Linked DNA regions of Homo sapiens: region 1 is linked to region 2. Evidence: read pairs that join two places in POLR2A ChIA-PET (ENCODE). Cell type or tissue: IMR-90. All regions are shown on one strand. Each heading gives the region's core, and the rest is flanking DNA. Links, peaks and the distances in the headings are about the cores only.

Evidence for each region. Peaks named below come from ENCODE experiments on the same cell type or tissue, not always from the same donor. Only the 100,000 strongest peaks of a DNase experiment are listed, where the experiment ranks them.
Region 1: POLR2A ChIA-PET joins it to region 2 with 7 read pairs; 3 of 35 experiments call an interaction of 5 or more read pairs at or near these places.

Annotation. Positions count from the first base shown.
Region 1 is chr17:72,599,206-72,609,532 of GRCh38, forward strand. It overlaps LINC00511 (long intergenic non-protein coding RNA 511), which reads right to left. Exons shown (of 5, transcript NR_033876.1): 4 at 3,898-4,603. Among named protein-coding and RNA genes, the nearest start is that of LINC00673, 12 kb to the left of the region's middle. RefSeq lists an enhancer at 3,632-4,599. In IMR-90, for the core only: a CTCF peak has its summit at 3,804; DNase peaks (open chromatin) are centred at 3,496 and 4,526; H3K27ac peaks cover 353 bases.
Region 2 is chr17:73,158,452-73,166,774 of GRCh38, forward strand. It overlaps SSTR2 (somatostatin receptor 2), which reads left to right and starts at 6,559. Exons shown (of 2, transcript NM_001050.3): 1 at 6,559-6,837. It also overlaps the pseudogene POLR3KP2. RefSeq lists an enhancer at 5,684-5,933 and a silencer at 6,474-6,813. In IMR-90, for the core only: no CTCF peak of the experiment used is centred there; no DNase peak of the experiment used is centred there; H3K27me3 peaks cover 2,986 bases.

The sequences.
Region 1 (10,327 bases), core at 2,270-7,269, 560 kb before region 2:
AGCACTTATAAACCTATAATGCTCACTGAAACCCTAAGAGATAGGAAAGATGATTATTGCTGTGTTACAGATAAGACAGCAGAGGCTCAGAGTAACTTGCACAGGGTCACGCAGCCCTTTCCGCCATCTTCCTCCTTCCTTCCTCCTGGCTTCATCAAATGGACTCATCCTTCTTTGCCTCCAGGGGACATCTCATCTCTTGAGTCCCTACATTCTAACTCTTACTTACCTCTACCATGCCATTAAAAGTGTCCTCTCAGCTGGGCGCAGTGGCTCACGCCTGTAATCCCAGCACTTTGGGAGGACGAAGAGGGTGGATCACTTGAGGTCAGGAGTTCGAGACCAGCCTGGCCAACATGATGAAACCCTGTCTCTACTAAAAATATGAAAATTAGCCAGACATGGTGGTGCATGTCTGTAGTCCCAGCTACTTGGGAGGCTGAGGCAGGAGAATCGCTTAAACCCGGGAGGCGGAGGTTGCAGTGAGCCGAGATCGCACCATTGCACTCCAACCTGGGCGACAGCGTGAGCCTCCATGTCAAAACAAAAATGAAAACAAAAACAAACAAACAAAAAAACCAGTCTCTTCTCTAGGGTCCCAGAAACCTGCTAACCACTAACCACCGAATCCAGGGTGCTGGTTCTAGCCTTCTTAGTTTTGTTCTCTGCAGTTTCTTTTCCCAAAATCCCCTTTTCCCATGGCTTTTGCCATTGTGTGCCAGGCACGAGGTCTCTGCCCACTGACTATGCTCCCTTCCCGCCCCCTACCTATAGGATGCATCCCAGGCTCCAGTCCTGAGCTGTCCCCAGGTCTCCTTTCTTCAGTACCTTGCTCCCTCTCATACCCAATCCTGCCAACGAAGTGGTTGGCTCGATTCCAGGTCTGCTTTCCTGACTGCCCATCAGACATGTCTACACCAGCTGAAACCCAGGCTGTCTAAGAACAAGCATCTATAACTACCCACTGATGATGCCCCACCCAATGGCCCCTTGCTACCAAATTGCCCTGCAGCCACAGTGGACAATTCCAGCAAGTGGCCACCTCCTGCCTCAGCCACCTGTGACTCTTGTTTTTTTCTTTCTTTTATTTTTCTTGCTGTTCTTTGGCCTTGTTTAGTTCCTTGCAGAAGCATCTCAGAAGTGCCAGGGGTTTACCCTGTCTAAGGACAACCCTCAAGGAAGGGAGTCATTAGATAAATATTCCATCTTTTTCATCCTTCGATTGGGCAATTTTGGTTTTTTTTGTTTTTGTTTTTGTTTTTGTTTTTGTTTTTGTTTTGAGACAGGGTCTCTGTCACCCATCACCCAGGCTGGAGTGCAGTGGTACAATCTTAGCTCACTGAAACCTTGAATTTCTGGGCTCAAGTGATCCTCCCACCTCAGCCTCCCAAGTAGTGGGACTAGGGACTACAGGCACATGCCACCACACTTAGCTAACTTCAAAATTTGTCTTGTAGAGATGAGGTCTTGCTATGTTGCCCAGGTTAGTCTCTAACTTCTGGCTTCAGGGGATCCTCCCGGCTCAGCCTCCCAAAGTGCTGGGATTACAGGTGTGAGCCACTGCACCTGGCCTGATTTGGCACTTCTGAAGTTTATTTTATTGAGTTGCTTGGAGGGTCCCCAGTGAGATTCAGCCCTGTATGCCCACAGCATAACCTCTCATTCGCCACCCTTTATTGACTTTTCTCCCTCCCAATTCTCTCTCTTTGTTCTTCCAAAGATAAACTCACAAATCCAGTTACACACAAACGTTTCTCTGCCTCGAGAAGAATCCAAAATAAGATACCAATCACAAATCATTTTTTTTTCCTGCTGGATTCTTTGCTGAGGCCTGTGATTTTTCTAAGTCTCCCAGACATCAGGGTTCCAAGCTTAGACACATTCTGTATTCTTTTGCTCCATCCCCTTCACCCTTCTGAGTGTTTGTGACTCATGGCTTTCAAATGTCTAATATTTCCATTATTCCATTCTTCCCAGCCTGGTGCAGGTCCTACAACCTCACACTGTGATGACCCCACCACCACCACCGTTGCTCACACCATCCCATCTGCCAGAAATGCTTTTCGGACTTTGCTGGGCTTGTCCTTGCAGAGTGCCTCTTGTGTGCCCTGCCTTGTGCCAGGCAGGTACTTCAGACTCCTGGGATGACCTTCCTTCCCAACCCACCCCCGCGATGGCTGTCTTCTCAGAACTTCCCTTACATTATCATGTACTCCATTCATCTGACATTGAGATATACTGTCTTTCACCAGTGGTTGTTAAGATGTGTACATTTCTGGCTCCTCCCATTAATTTTAAGTGTTCTGGGATCAAGGAGTATATCACATATGCTTTCTTGCTTGCTTTTTTTTTTGTTTTTAATCCTTTTAACAGGGGCTCAGTCAACATTGGCTGGTTTAATTTGACTGATAATGTTAAATTGCCAACAAAGCAAATGCAGGTAAATAGTGCTCTTGAATGTGGACAAACGGATTCCTTCCCCAAACTGTGCTGAATCAATTTCCAGACGGCTCACCCACAAAGTCCTAACCAAAAGCTTGGTATTACAGCAAGCCGCCCAAGCCGGTGGAATTAATTAGCCTGCACCTACGTGCCAACATCATTCTACCAGTCAATACTCTTGATGGTCTGTGATATAAAAAGGATAGTGTCTGTCCTAGAGGTGCTATGAAGAATGTGAATTGGTAGCTTTCTGTCTCTAGATTGAACAGTGGTGACCATTCATTCATTTGTTCAACAAACATCTATTTAGCATCTGGTAAGCTCCAGGTACTGTGCTAGGCACTGGGGATATAATATCAAAGGTGAGAGTCAAAGTCTCTTTTTTGTGGGGAGATGGAATAAATAAGTAAACAACTAAATTAAATTATTGCGGAGTGTGGTAAGAACAAGGGAAGACATAAACCTATGCTATATTAGAGGGAAAAGAGGCTTCTTGAAGAAGGGGTAACTTATGAAACTGATCAAAACTAGATCATCCGACACTGGTACATACACATCCATCACACCCATATAAGTGACGGAGAGGCAGGTGATGTTAAAGGAAAATCTGGCCAGACGTGGTGGCTCACGCCTGTAATCCCAGCACTTTGGGAGGCGAAGGTGGGCAGATCGCTTGAGCCCAGGCATTTGAGGCCAAGCTGGGTAACATGGCGAAACCCCGTGTCTACCAAAAAAATATAAAAATTAGCTGGGCATGGTGGCATGTGCCTGTAGTCCCAGCTACTTGGGAGGCTGAGGTGGGAGGATTGCTTGGGCCCAGGAGGTCAAGGCTGCAGTGAGCCGTGATTGTGCCACTGCACTCCAGCCTGGATGACAAAGATAGACCCTGTATCAAAAAAAGAAAAAAAGAAAAGGAAAATCCACAGTTTGTGCCTTGGAATAACTGGAATTCAAAGCTAGTTCAGCAAATGGCAGTGTCAGCAAAGGGTCTAGTCAAGTTGACTTTGGCTTTAAAAGCAGACAGAGAAGTTTGGTGAAAGGGTGATGTGGAGGTGACTGAGTCAAAGGCTGGAGTGTGGCAAAGAAGTGCATTCCAGGGGTATGATGGAGAGAAAAGCAAAGCTACCGTCTCTTCTACAAGAGGACAGTCAGAACAAACACAACACAGTCTCACATCCAGGGGAAACGTGAATGAAATGGCTTCAGAAAGACCCAGACACCCAGAAGTGCCAGCACCAGGTGACAGAGGGAGGGGACCCATCCAGAACACACCTTCTCCCTGTGGCAGAACTAGCGAAACCAAATAGGGCAACACAGAAAGGCGACCTGGTGTGTGTGGGTTCAGAGCACAACTTCCCCAAGCCTCCTCCAGGGGGTTAACTGGAAGTCCTACCCAGATTTTGCAAGAAGCTTTGTCATGCAAATATTCTCCAAGACATCAGTTCAGGCACTCACCTCAAATGCCCTCCCTTCTCCCTCGGTCATTTCTTCCTTTCCAGTGAGCAGGTCACAAGGGCAGGCGCAGGAGATGTGATTGAGCTGTGCTGGGAAATGCCTCGGCCCCACCCCACTCCTACTACCCCCTGTGAGGAGGAGGCACAGGCGGGCACTGCCCTCGGAACACTAAAGCTTTGTTTCCTGGAGGTTCTGAAATCAGCCTCCTCACGTACCTCACCCAACACCAAACGTTCTGTCTCCACTTCCTCCTCCACCAAGGACTTTGGGGGGCTTGAAGGAGAATGAGGGAGAGCGGCAGAAAGGATGGCTAGCTAGTAAAGCCCCACATGCCTGCTCAGGCCTGTTCAAGCCCAGTGAGGTATATGTGGGTTCAGAACTGATTACACTTCCCCATCTTACAGATGAGAAAATGGGCTTAGAGAAACTGAAGAATTCGACCCGGGTCACATGGTGGGTAGATGCTGAACAGGCTTTGAACTCTGGTAATTCCAAGGGCACAAGCTGTGTATTTTTTCCTGTAACATCACCTGTCTCCTTGCCAGCTGGGCTGGAGAGATGGCTCTCTGTTGAAGAAAGAGAAGACTCAGATTCAAGTTCAGGGTCAGCCCTTAATTAGAGTGTGGGTTTCCTGTGGGAAAATGGGGGTTGGCCCCATGTACAAGTCTCCGATGAGGTCATACGCCGTAAGTCTGTTCCATGGGCTCTGTAGAAAAAACACAGCTGATGAAAAAAATAACAAACCATCACATTGTTATTCATTTATTCATTCACTCATTCAATGAAAGGTTTATTGAGAGGCTTCTAGGTGTCAGGCCCAGGGCAGGGAGAGATAATAAGGATCTGATCCTTCAGCCTAGAAGTGAAAGGCACATTCTTAAGAAATCTATCCAACCCTTCATTTTACAGAGGTAGAAAGTGAAGCCCAGAGAGGGAAAGCAACTCACCCAAGGTCACACAGCGAGGCAGCAGCAACCACCAAGACCTAGGGTAGCCTGCCTGACAGTGGGCCTATCAGCAGCCCAGGCTATCCAAAGAAGGTAGGACATGTCATTCAGTTCAACCTAATAGACCTGTTCTAAATCAACTAAGCCAGGAAGCCAAAACCTGCTTATGGGGCCCTACTGCGGGTCTCCCTGGGGAGAGGAATCAGCCACTGAGCTTTTGACAGAAATCAGCCACCCTGCAGGAGATGTCCTACAGAGATGACCAGCCCAATTTGTTGCTGAAGCCCTCACTTTAGTGAGCCCAGTTCCTAAGCCCAGCACTAAAGATAACACACCTCCCTCCATACTAAGTCCCTGTCAATATTCATCCAGCATCTAAAGTTCTGGTGCCAGAAGCTGCACCTCCACAGATCTTCAAGCTAATCTGTCCTAGCCCAGGTGAGATTTTGCATCCGAAGAAAATAAGACTTTAGTCAGATTACCCAGGAATAGGACCTGATGGGTATCCCAGGGACTAACCCTCTCGCCCTGCAGATCACTGCCTGACCCCTCCACCTGGCTGACATGTCCCTGGGTAGAGAGCTCTTCTGGTAGAGAAGCACAGACGGTTCCGGGAAGCAGGAAATGTCAGGGTCATGGCCGGTGCTAGAAGAGTTGCCTTCTGTCCTTGAAAGCTGAGGTTAAGCCACATCCGATGACCTCAGAGGACATGGCAGGTGAGCATAGGACCGTAGCATGGCAGAAACCCAGCCACCTGCCAGGGCGAGGCCTGCACCCTCGGGGAGCCACTGTAAACATCTGCCCCTCCGCATCACGCAACTTACCAGAGACGAGGCTTAAACACAAGCCTTCATTTTCTCATTAATAAATCCAGTGGTTTCCCTTGGAGAGACTGCCGCTAGCCACTAAATAAACCAAAAAGAAAACTCTCTGGAAAGGCAAACAGGTTTTCAGGCCAATTCTGATCCATCTCAGCAAAGAAGTGGTCTTTGATGCCTCTAAAGCTTTTTGTCTTGGACAACCGGCAGTGGAGCTCAAGGACTCGGGGCTCCATACCTGACTAAGAGATTTTGTCTCTAAGGAGCCACAGGCTGGAAAGCACAGGTTGTTTTGTTTCTCCCAACACCAGCGGGCTCTGAGGAAGACGGAGTCTGCATGAGATTTAGAAAGGTTGAGTAAAAAGACACAGGGAGAGGCCGGGCGGGGTGGCTCACCCCTGTAATCCCAGCACTTTGGGAGGCTGAGGCAGGTGGATCACTTGAGGTCAGGAGTTCAAAACCAGCCTGGCCAACATGGTGAAACCTCATCTTTACTAAAAATACAAAAATTAGCCATGTGTGGTGGTGGGTGCCTGTAATTCCAGCTACTCGGGAGGCTGAGGCAGGAGAATCTCTTGGGCCCGGGAGGCTGAGGTTGCAGTGAGCTGGGATCGCACCACTGCACTCCAGCCTGGGTGACAGAGTAAGACTCCGTCTCAAAAAAAAAAAAAAAAAAAAGACACAGGGAGGGAGTAAAGGAGGCAGAAAAGACCATAAGACCATTACTGCTTCTCAAATGTACCAATGAGGCATCACTTCTGCCTGGGACACCCTCCTGTGCCCAGGAGCTTTGCATGTCTGGCTCACTCCTACCACTTGGTTCTCTGCCCAGTGTCACCTCCCTAGAAGAGCCTTCTCCCACCATGCCGTAAAAGGTGCCTCCCACTTCCCTGTCACCTTCTAACACAGTGCCCTGTGAACTGGGATACAGGAGAAACAAGAGAAGAGCCCCCACTGAGTATAGGAAGAGATCTCCACTGAAAAGAGAAAGAAACCCCCACTGAAGAGGGGAGGGACCCCTCACTGACCATGGGAAGAGCCCCCCTTTGATTATGAGAAGAGCCCCCCCACTGAATGGGAAGAGCCTCCCCAGTTAATATGAGAAGACCCCTCCCACTGACTATGGGAAGAGCCCCCCACTGGCCATGGGAAGAGCCCCCCAGTGAATATGGGAAAAGCCCCCCTTTGATTATGAGACGAGCCCCCCACTGACCATGGGAAGAGCCCCCCACTGAATGGAAAGAGTCTCCCCCAGTTAATATGAGAAGAGCCCTCCCACTGACCATGGGAAGAGCCCCGCAGTGAATATGGGAAGAGCCCCCCTAGTTAATATGAGAAGAGCCCCCCTCCACTGACTGTGGGAAGAGCCCCCCAGTGAATATGGGAAGAGCCCCCCACTATGGGAAGAGCCTCCCATTGGCTTTGGGAAGAGCCCCCCACTGACCATGGAAAGAGCCCCCCACTGACTATGGGAAGAGGCCCCCATTGACTTTGGGAAGAGCCCCCCACTGACCATGGGAAGAGCCCCCCACTGACTATGGGAAGAGCCCCCCATTGACTTTGGGAAGAGCCCCCCACTGACCATGGGAAGAGCCCCCCACTGACTATGGGAAGAACCCGCATCCCCACCCCCGCCACCAAGTATGAGAAGAGATCTCCACTGAATAGGGGAAGAGGCCCCCACCGAAAAGGGGAAGAACCTCACTAAGTATAGGAAGAGCCACCCACTGATTATAAGAGCCCCCACTGATTATAAGAGCCCCCACTGAATAGGGGAAGAGGCCTCCACTGAGCACAGGAAAAGCCCCCAACAGAGTCATGCTCCTGGCCACTTTCTCCACCTTGTCCTCAGAACAAGCCACTGACTGGTGGGCAAGAGCCATGGGCCCAGGTTTCTGGAGTCAGCTGCTAATTTATCTAAAGTCTGTAAGGCCTGGACACTGAGTCTCAGAAGTAGTCCTGCTAGTCTTGCTCTATAGATCCTAACTTGGCCTCAGAAGACTGTCCCTAGAGCTAAACTGAAAGGGGGAACTGAGAGCTCAGGCAAGCCCACCTGGTCCCAGGACAATCAGGTTCTCCAGCCTAGCTCTGATCATTAAAAATCACACATGGGAGCTGCACCTGCCTGACTGCTGTGCCCATGTCTCTGTTGGCTTAAAAATCAGGCAAAGACTTCCTTAGACCCTTTCTATGTGTTTGTTTATTTTGATCTCTCCTCCATTAGAATGTAACCACCAGGGTCTCTGCTTTTGCTCACTGTATCCTTAGTCCCTAGAAGGGTCCCCAGCGCCTAGTGGGTGAGTATCAGATATATATTGCTAGAGAAAACAGATCATCATTATTGAGGGTCTACTATATGCTAGGCATGAGATGGATGTCTCACCTGATCCCCTTGACAACCTTTAAGGATGATGTGATTAAGCCCATTTTGCAGATGAGGAAACTGGGATTCAGAGATAGACAGTGAGCTTTCTAGCATGACATTAATGAGGAGCATCACGCCAGGCCCTGAAGTGCAGGGGGCTCTCATTCCACGGTTTTAACACTCAAAACCACAGTGGAAGTTCAACACTACCAACAGCAATCATTTCAAATGAAAAGAACAACTCTTTAATTACTTTGACAAGTTGACTTTTAACCTACCTATTTTCAAAAAGTATTTGAGTCAAGAAGAAATAGAATATCTAAACAGACCCATAACAAGTAAAAAGAGACTGAATTAGTTAAAACAAAACCAAACCACATGAAGCAGAGCCTAGGACCAGATGGCTTCGTGGATGAATGCTACCAAACATTTAAAGAGGAATTAACTCTAATCCCTTACAAGCTCTTCCAAAAAAATAGAAGAGGAGGGACAACTTCCCAATTCATACTATGAGGCCAGTATTATTACCTTGATACTAAAACAAGACAAAGACACCACAAGAAAAGAAAAACACAGACCAATATTCCTTATGAGTAGATGCAAAAATCATCAACAAAATATTGTCAAACTAAATCCAGCAACATATAAAAAGAGCAGACACCATGACCAAGTGAAATTTATCTCAGGAATGCAAAGATGGTTTAACATAGAAAAATCAATGTGACACACCATATTAACTGAACAAAGGACAAAAATCACATGATCATCTCCATTGACACAGAAAACACATTTAGCAAAATTCAACACATTTTCATTATAAAACACTCAACAAACTAGAAATAGAAGGGGATTTCCTCAACTTGACATAGGGCATCTATGAAAAACCTACAATTAACATCATACTTAAGGGTGAAAGACTGAATGGTTTCTTGTCAGGAATAAGACAAGTATGTCCACTCTTACCACTTTTATTCAACATTGTAGTGGAGGTTCTAGCCAGAGCAATTAGGCAAAAAGAAAGTCATCCAGATTGGAAAAAAAAAAAAAAAAAGGAAGCAAAATTATCTCTATTTGAAGATGACATGATAAGAACAAATGTTGGCGAGCACATGGAGAAATTGGAACCCTCATCCTCTGCTGGTGGAAATGTAAAATGCTGCAGCCACTTTGGAAAACAGCCTGGTGATCCTCAGATGATTAAATATAGAGTTACCATAAGACCCAGGAATTTCATTCCTAGGTATGTAGTCAAGAGAACTGAAAACGTATGTCTATACTAAACTTGTACACAAATATTCATAGCAGCATTAACCATAATAGCCCAAAAGTAGAAATGACTCAAATGTTCATCAACAGATGAATGAATAAATTGATATATCCGTAAAATGGAATATTATTCAGCCATGAAAAAGAATGAAATACTAATACATGCTGCAACATAGATGCACCTTGAAGCCAGACACAGAAGCCACTAACTGTATGATTCCATTTATATGAAATGTCCAGAATAGGCACATCTCTAAAGACAGAAATAGATCAATGGTTGCCAGGGGCTGAGGCATGCAAGGAATGAGAAATGTCTGCTTATGGTTATGGGGTATCTTTTGGGGGTGCTGAAAATATTCTGGAATTAGACAGTGGTGATCAATGTATGACTTTTCTGAGTTGTACATTTTAAAGGGTGAACTTCATGGAATGTGAATAATATCTCAATAAAGCTGTTATTTAAGAAAATGAGGCCAGGCACAGTGGCTCATACCTGCAATCCCAGCACTTTGGGAGGCTGAGGCAGGCAGATCACTTGAGGTCAGGAGTTCAAGACCAGCCTGGCCAACATGGTGAAACCCTGTCTCTACTAAAAATACAAAAATTGGCGGGGCATGGTGGCATGCACCTGTACTCCCAGGTATTCAGGAGGCTGAGGCAGGAGAATCGTGTGAACCTGGGAGGCGGTGGTTGCAGTGAGCTGAGGTCATGCCACTGCACTCCAGCCTGGGAGACACAGCGAGACTCCATCTCAAAAAAAAATGATAGGAGGTGCCCTCAGCAAAAACACATCTCTACAAATTATAATAAAGACCAGTAACATGATACAAGTAGAGACAAATAGTTAAAGGGAGAAGGGAGAAGAGCAAGCCGCTCGTAAGTAATGAGGAGAAACACTCTCTGAGTGATGGCCTAGTCTTATGCTGGCATTCCAAATGAACCTTGTGAATAAAGGCACATTTGAAAAACACTGTCATTTTAATGTTTCCCAATATAGCAATGCAATACTACCAATATCATCAAAAACAGTTGGA
Region 2 (8,323 bases), core at 271-5,270:
TAACAGAAAGCATCTAGCACAGTGCTTGGCACACAGTAAGCACAGAATAGGTGTTGAAAATTACTCAGGGAAATACAGGGAAAATTACTCATAGGGAATCCATGGCTAAATAAGTTGGGAAACACTGGGTTAAAGATCAACAGCTGTCTTTCCTGCAAGATTTCTCAAAATACCAATGTTACTACTGATAAAGGCATGTGCCACAAAGGTTGAGAGAATTAAATGAGATAAAAGGTGTGTGAAACACTCAGTGCACCCTGCACGTAATGGACATTATAATAAGTATGTGAGGCCGGGCGCAGTGGCTCTCACCTGTAATCCCAGCACTTTGGGAGGCTGAGGCCAGCGGATCACTTGAGCTCAGGAATTCGAGACCAGCCTGGGCAACATGGCAAAACCCTATCTCTATTAAAAATACAAAAATTAGCCAGGCGTAGTCCCAGTGACTTGGGAGGCTGAGATGGAAGAATGGCTTGAGCCCAGGAGGTCGAGGCTGCAGTGAGCCAAGATAACGTCACTGCACTCCAGCCTGGGAGACACAGTGAGACCCTATCTCTCTCTTCTCTCTCTTCTCTCTCTCTCTCTCTCTCTCTCTCTCTCTATATATATATATATATGAATGTGAGAGAGAGAGACATATATATATATGAATGAGAGAGAGAGACATATGATATATATATGAATGTGAATCTGCAGGACATGGGGTGAATGGTGAATGTGCAGCTGTGCACCATTTCCCAGAGTTGCCTGTGCTCTTTTTCTTTTTTTTTTTTTCTCGAGAGACAGAGTCTCACTCTGTTGCCCAGGCTGGAGTGCAGTGGTGTGATATCAGCACACTGCAACCTCCGCCTCCCAGGTTCAAGTGATTCTCGTGCCTCAGCCACCCAAGTAGCTGGAATTACAGGTGCACACCACCATGCCCGGCTATTTTTTGTATTTTTGGTAGAGACAGGGGTCTCACCATGTTGGTCAAGCTGGTCTCAAATTCCTGGGCTCAAGGGATCCACCTGCCTTGGCCTCCCAAAGTAGTGGGATTACAGGCGTTAGTCACCATGCCCAGCCGATTTTTCTACGTAGCATCTTGCTCTGAGAATTAGTGGTCCAGGAAGCACACTCTGGAAAAAGTCACAGCAGGAGACAGCCTCAAATTTTCCAACTCTGTCACCATGGCACTGAAAAAGAGGAGCCGGACCAGGCAAGAGCAGCAGAGATGTGGTTATCAGGAAGAATGTACTGGTGCCAGAGAAGTGCTGGGACAGACGGTGGGGGAGCTGGGGACTCCTCTCTCCTCCAGCTTTCATACCCCGTGCGAGTGGGGTCCCTGTGGAAGGGGCATGAGTCCGCGATTCAGAAGAGCTGATTTGACTCTTGACTTTGCCACTCCCTTGCTGGGTGGCCTTGGTCAAGTCACCTGTCCTCTCTGAGCCTGGTATCTTTACTTGGATAATGATGGGATGTAGGCTATAAACCTGAGAATGTCTAAGGACCCTTCTGGCTCCAGGATTTTATGTCTATATGCATTTCGGCCAAAATGGGGATGAGAAGAAAAAAAGGGAATCCTATCTAGAGCACAGTGTCTTCTAACCACGATTCCTGATTCTAGACTTGTTTGGGGGTGGTTTCCAAAGAGCTTCTAATGCCTACTCACTCACTTGGCCAATGTATTCCCTGAGGGTCGAGGTTGCTAATAGAGAAAAATGGTGACACGCCATGCCAGACTCATAGCTGTTGAGGGCTAGGGGACAGAGAGAGGAAGAAAGGTCCTCATTTGAATTCTTTGTGTATTTGAAGAGACTATTAAATCGACTATGCCAAATGCCCCCCCAACCTCCTTTTTTTTTTTTTTTTTTGAAACAGGGTCTTGCTCTATCACCCAGGCGGGAGTGTAGTGGCATGATCTTGGCTCACTACAACCTCCACCTCTCGAGCTCACGAGATCCTCCCATCTCAGCCCCTCAAGTAGCTGGAACTACAGGTGTGCACCACCATGCTTGGCTAATTTTTTTTTTTTTTTTTTTTTTGTAGAGATGAGGTCTCACTATATTGCCCAGGATGGTCTCAAACTCCTGGGCTCAAGTGATCCTCCTTCCTCAGCCTTCCAAAATGCTGGGATTACAGGCATGAGCCACTGTGCCCAGCCCTCAAGTTTTTAAACAGTGATATGGTGACTGTACTCTATATTTTCCAAACTAAACATCAGGACCCATGGTATCAGAAAGGCTTTTACATGCTGACATTTCCATTTTCGTAAAATGCGGATGGTTTGTGGGGGACAAGGGAAATAACAGCTAAAAACAGGAGTGTCCCAGGAAGCCAAGGTACTACGATCACCATGCCGAGTATCTTCTCCCCCGCCCCCTCAAACCACCGGATATCTGATGTTCTCCACGGCAGAAGCATTGCTCTTTTCTCATCAATAGAAATGGCAGACCTCACCCTGGCATTCCCGTAAAGATGATAAAAACCACATTGGATGCTCAGACTGGTATCTAACACTCTCAAACACATCCAATCCTCCCCTCAGGGCTCTCTTGCTTTCCTCCAGGCTTAATTGCAATACTTACTTTCACCAAATTGATTGCAGACTAACAATTTCCCCCATTTAATTTATTAAGCCACTCAGAGACATAATGACCTATTTGGGAGTTGTGTCTTCCCTGTGGAGCTCCTAGACGATGAACTCCTCTTGGCAAGAGTGAACCGAGCAGCCCCTCCCCATGGAAGGGGCTGGACACTGGCCTGGCCCTTTGTCCTCCTCCTTTTCTTAATTTCCTGCCACCTATTGTCTCTCTGATAACTGCTGACAGAGGGAAGGGTGCTATTTAATTGCTTTAAAGATATCAAACAAGCCAGTTAGAAGGTTATCTCCTCCCCAACCCCTCTATTTTTCTGGCTCAAGGTTTTGTTACTTAGTTACTAGCCAAGCTGCAGAGGAAGAAGAGGTAGCCCCATGTGGATTACAGCTCAGACTTCATTCAGCAGATGGAGGGCAGAGTCAAAATAGCCTGGGGGAGCCAAAGGTGGAATAGGAACTCGAGGTTGGCCCCTGAGTGCTGCTGGCAGCCCAAACTGCTCTTTGGAGGCCTTCAAAGGTGGGGAGGGGAGAAGAGAGGAGGCATTCATTTTCTGGACAAAATCAACAATCATCCTAGATGACACATTTCTGCTGTCAAGGTCCATGTTGTTCAGAGCCCACTCAGCCAGCTGCAGTAAGACAGGTGTGCCTAACGTGGGTGCATCAGTACTTTTTCCAGGCTGGGTCTGCCCTATGTGATAAGGAGGGGAAGGCTCGACAAGGAAAGTGCATGAAGGGGAATGTTGCTTTATTTGGTCATCCACATTAAAGAGCATACAGGGCTACATGTGGTGGCTCACACCTGTAATCCCAGCATTTTGGGATTATTCAGCCTATTCAGGAGGCTGAGGTGGGCGATTACCTGAAGTCAGTAGTTCAAGACCGGCCTGGCCAACATGGTGAAACCCTGTCTCTACTAAAATTACAAAAATTAGCCAGGCATGGTGGCAACCGCCCGGAGTCCCAGCTACGCAGGAGGCTGAGGCAGCAGAATCACTTGAGCCTGGGAGGCAGAGGTTGCTGTGAGCTGACATCACGCCACTGCACTCCACCTTGGACAACAGAGTGAGACTCCGTCTCAAAAAAAATAAAAATTAGGCCAGGCGTGGTGGCTCATGCCTGTAATCCCAGCACTTTGGGAGCCCGAGGCGGGTGGATCACTTGAGGTCAGGAGTTTGAGACTAGCCTGGGCAACATAGTGAAACCCCGTCTCTACTAAAAATACAAAACTTAGCAGGGCATGGTGGCGCACACCTGTAATCCCAGCTCCTCGGGACGCTGAGGTACAAGAATCGCTTGAACCTGGGAGGTGGAGGTTGCAGTGGGCCAAGATCGCACCACTGCACTCCAGCCTGGGCAACAAGAGCGAAACTCCATCTCAAAAAAAAAAAAAAAAAAAAAAAAAAGAGGTCAGGCACGGTGGCTCACACCTGTAATCCCAGCACTTTGGGAGGCCGAGGTGGGTGAATCACGAGGTCAGGAGATCAAGATCATACTGGGTAACACAGTGAAACCGCATCTCTACTAAAACTACAAAAAATTAGCCAGGCACGGTGGCACGTGCCTGTAGCCCCAGCTACTCGGGAGGCTGAGGCAGGAGAACGGTGTGAACCCGGGAGGTGGGGCTTGCAGTGAGCCAAGATCGTGCCACTGCACTCCAGCCTGGGCGACAGAGCGAGACTCCGTCTCAAAAAAGAAAGAAAGAAAGAAGGAAAGAAAGAAAGAAAGAAAGAAAGGAAGGAAGGAAGGAAGAAAGAACAGGACTTCAAACAGAGCATACTTAGTTATGGGTCCCCTCCCCACACAGAAAAACTCCCTGGACATCAATGACTTCATCCATTCGGACTGGCAGATAGGCCACATTTCCTGACACCCTGTCTCTTCACCTTAAAAGGGTTAGCTTTCCACCACACCAGCAAAGACCCTCAGGACACACGATTCATATTCCCAGCTGAGCATCTACCCGGAGGTAAGCAGACGCTCAGGCACCTGGGCCGTCCTTGCCCTAATCCCTCCAGTGGTGTCCACACTGAGTCCTGCAGCACTGGTAGAAGGTGGTCTTCGGCTCATCTGCAGAGTGGGTCTGAAGCTACATGTAGTAAGCACAAGGAGGTTCTCATTGAGGACATGGCTCTGCAGTAGAGTCAACATCCTCCCAGGCAGCTGCTCCCCCAAGCCCATCATCCACTTCTTTCAGCTTTGAGTACTTCCAATTTGTTACCTTGTGGGTGAAGTGCACACAGAGGCACGTGTTGCAGGCGAGGGAGTGGCAGCGGCAGCGCTGTCCCTCCTCCACGATCAGCCCATCCCTGCAGCCAGGGTAGAACAGCAGCATCATCTCGGACTCTGCTGGCTCCAGTTATTATTTTTTTTAATGAAACGTAAATCTGGTATTAACAGTTTGAGAACTTTTAGGAAAGGAATTTGAGGGCAGAGTGGGCACTTCCTGGCTCTTCCTTCTTTTCCTGGAAACCAGTCAGATTACTGGTTTTAAACTGGAGGTGGCAACAGGCATTGTAGCAACTGTGTGGCCAGAGGATGCCGAGTTCCCCTGAGCACAATTCCACGATGCCCTCCTGATATTACTATTACCTCTCTGCCTCTCCCTCTTCCCACTGACGGTGAGCAGACACAGCCCTCTTCCAGTGAGCTAGCCACCCCAGCCCTTCCACTTGCATACACATGTCTAAAAGAGATGCTGGCTCCCAGATTGACTCCTGGAACTTAAGGCAATTGCAGCTCAATTTCCATCTCACCCTGAGCTCCAGGATGCCAAGATTTAAGCCCTATCATGACCAACGTCTCAGAGAGAGATGGAAACTCCTGATCCCCATCTCACAGTGGGTACCCCAAGATACAGCTTGGCCCAGATAGAAGAGAGAGCTGGCTGCTGCTGTACCTGGTGGTTGCTTTTCCATGTCACTCATCTATCTCTAAGGCTCACCCCACCTGCCACACAGCTTCTGGACTTTTACTTTTCCCTGGTGAATTGGAAATCAGATAATAGGATGGACAAATCAAGGCAGCTCAGCTCACAGAGAAAGCTAGTTGGGGTTTGCTTTCTGTTTTCACATCCTCTAAAACTGTACTGAGGATGGTGTGTGTGTGTGTGTGTGTGTGTGTGTGTGTGTATACCTATGTACTTGGAGGAGGGTGAGGAAGGGGAGGCTGCAGGATTGATTATGACTTATTAAACTATTGGAAAAGAGGCTGAATCATCACAGTCAAAAATAAACAGCTGCAACTCCATGCGACTCCCACTTCTTGCCTGCTCCCCTTTGCTCCCTCACAGCATGTAGGAGAGACTGTGCTGGGTCAGACCAGCAGGTGCTGACTGACGTGGCTACAGCAAGGGGACCACCTGTATGGCCGCTGCACCTCCAAGCTGTGGGACGCAGGGACAGCTGGGACCAGTCGACGTCCACTGGCCCTCTGATGGCTCCTAGGACTGAATCTTGGACTCCAGGTGCGGGTTTACACTCCCTGCGCTCATTGGGAACTGCATGGAGAAGCGCTATCCCCTGAGCCCTTTTTCTCCCTACTCTTAGCCTGGCCCTGCGCCCTGCGCCCGGGGCTGGCCCACGGTAAACACAGCTTTGCTAACTTGTTTGGCTAAGGAAATCACAGAGGTCCCGGTATAAGTCTGGGTCACCCCGGCCGCCACTCCAGCTGCCTAGAATATATGGGTGGAAGGGAATCGACTCTGTGAAATCAGAGGGAAAATAGCGCTTGTCCTTGCCATGAGTCTTGAGGAGACCGAAAACGCTTAACCTTTTACGCCCCCGCAGGCGGGTCCCCTCTCTCCCCGCTCCCCGGCTGTCTGTAAGCTCTGCCTGCGGCCACCCGCAGGCGTTTCAGCCGGTCTCACCCCTGTCCTTCTGCAGGACCCGGGAGGAGGGGTTGGGGGGGCGGAGCGAAGCCGCTGTGACGTAGCGGGAGGGGGGCGTGGGGAAATGTGCCGAGGGGCCCGGGCTGGCTGGGCCAGTCCCAGCGGCGCAGCCACCCATGCGCGCGCGCTCGCAAGACCACCAGCGCCCAGAGCCCCAGTCTGAGGCTTGGCGCCGGGGGTCTGCGGGCGAGGGGAGCTCTCTACGTGCGAGGGGCTAGCGGGAGCCGGCACAAGAGGGTCGAGGAGCCAGGAACCCCAAACGTCCGGCGCCAGGCGCTAGCCAAGCTGCTGCGCGCCCCGGCGCCCAGCTGGCTCGGGGACAGCCGCTGGGTGTCGGAGACCGGAGCTAGCGGATTGCAGCGGAAAAGCAAAGGTGAGGGGTGTGTGTGTGTGTGTGTGTGTGTGTGTGTGTGTGTGTGTGATAAGAGAGATGGAGGGAGCGAGAAGCGCACTTGGGCACCTGTGTGCATCTGCGCTGATGGTGGTGTGCCCATCCGAGTGCCTGAGCTTAGGTCCCGGTGCGTGATTCTCCGCTCTTGTGCCTTTTGGGGTGATTGTAGTAGGAATGAACGACAACGGGTACCCTTGCCTGAGTAAGGGGGCTGTGGGTAGAGTGTGCTGGAACGGACGTGTCCTCGCAGCCTCATGCCCGTGTGCGTGGCGTGTGCCCTTTAGCCCGAGATTTCAGGTAGCTGCGACGGGTGACAACTTCTCTCCCAGCCCCCTACAAAAGAGACCTGGCGCGAGGGGAGCGAGGCCGTGAGATGCCAGCTGGGGCTCCTGCGGGAGCGCACCCGGAGATCCGAGCCTGCCAGAGGCAGGCGGCGGGCGCAGAGCGGAGAAAGAGGGGCTTCTCTCCCTAGACGCTGAACGATCTAGGATCCGTCCCCGTCCCCCACCTCGGGACAGAAAGGACAGTTTGTCTAGGTTTGGAGAGAAAAAACCACTGCATAGGCCGTGCCCAAAAGCCGCTGGCCAAGTCCCCCAAGCGACTGTCTTCTGCGCCCCGATGTCTCTGTCCTCAGCGCCCCCCCCCCACACCCGGCACCCCTGCTGTGCGTTTCGATACTGGGCGTGCTGGCGCCACAATCTCCGCTCTTGCCTCGTCTTCCTGGAAATGGCACAGAGTTCTTTGGGAAACCCTTGCTCTGAGGATCAGCGAGTTGGATGGCCAGGAGGAGGACTTTCTGTGCCAGCCGGGAGCAACCGGCTCCGCGGTCCTGACACTCGCCCCTCCATTTCTCAACCCCGTAGGCCAGCACCGCCCCGGCTTTTCCCAGGCGCTCACGCGCCGCGGTGGCCCTCAGGGGCTTTTGTCACCCTGCCAGTGGGGGCTCTCGCTCTAGCCGCACAGAGACCAAGCCGGGTTCTGCAGGCCCTGAGGGAGGCGGGGGGTGGGAAGTGAATGCGGGAAACATGATGGGGAGAGGAGAAACTGAAGCTGAGTAGGATTTAGGACCTCCCCTGATGTCGGGTCGCCATCCCAACACTCATTTCTTGGGCTGGTAATCACAGCCCCTATGTAAAAGGGGGGCGGGGGGGGCAGGTGCGTGAGACCATTCTCACCCTCCTCTCTACAGAGCCTGGACATGGTTCAGAGGAAACCAACCACTAGCCATTTCCAGCATCTAACAATTCTTGGGCTGGAAAAACAAAGAATGCAGAAAACGAAACTTCCTTGTACATTTAATTTAACCACAATTCATCTAGAATTGTCTGCCTGGCATTGGAATATTCTTTCTCTGAAACAAAAATGAAACAGAAGTCTCTGGAAGACCTTAAGCGGCTGACTTCTTTGTTAAATAAGACTCCCCATGATTTAAGCTCATTTCTTGCTTAGAGGAGCCTTCCCACTCTCA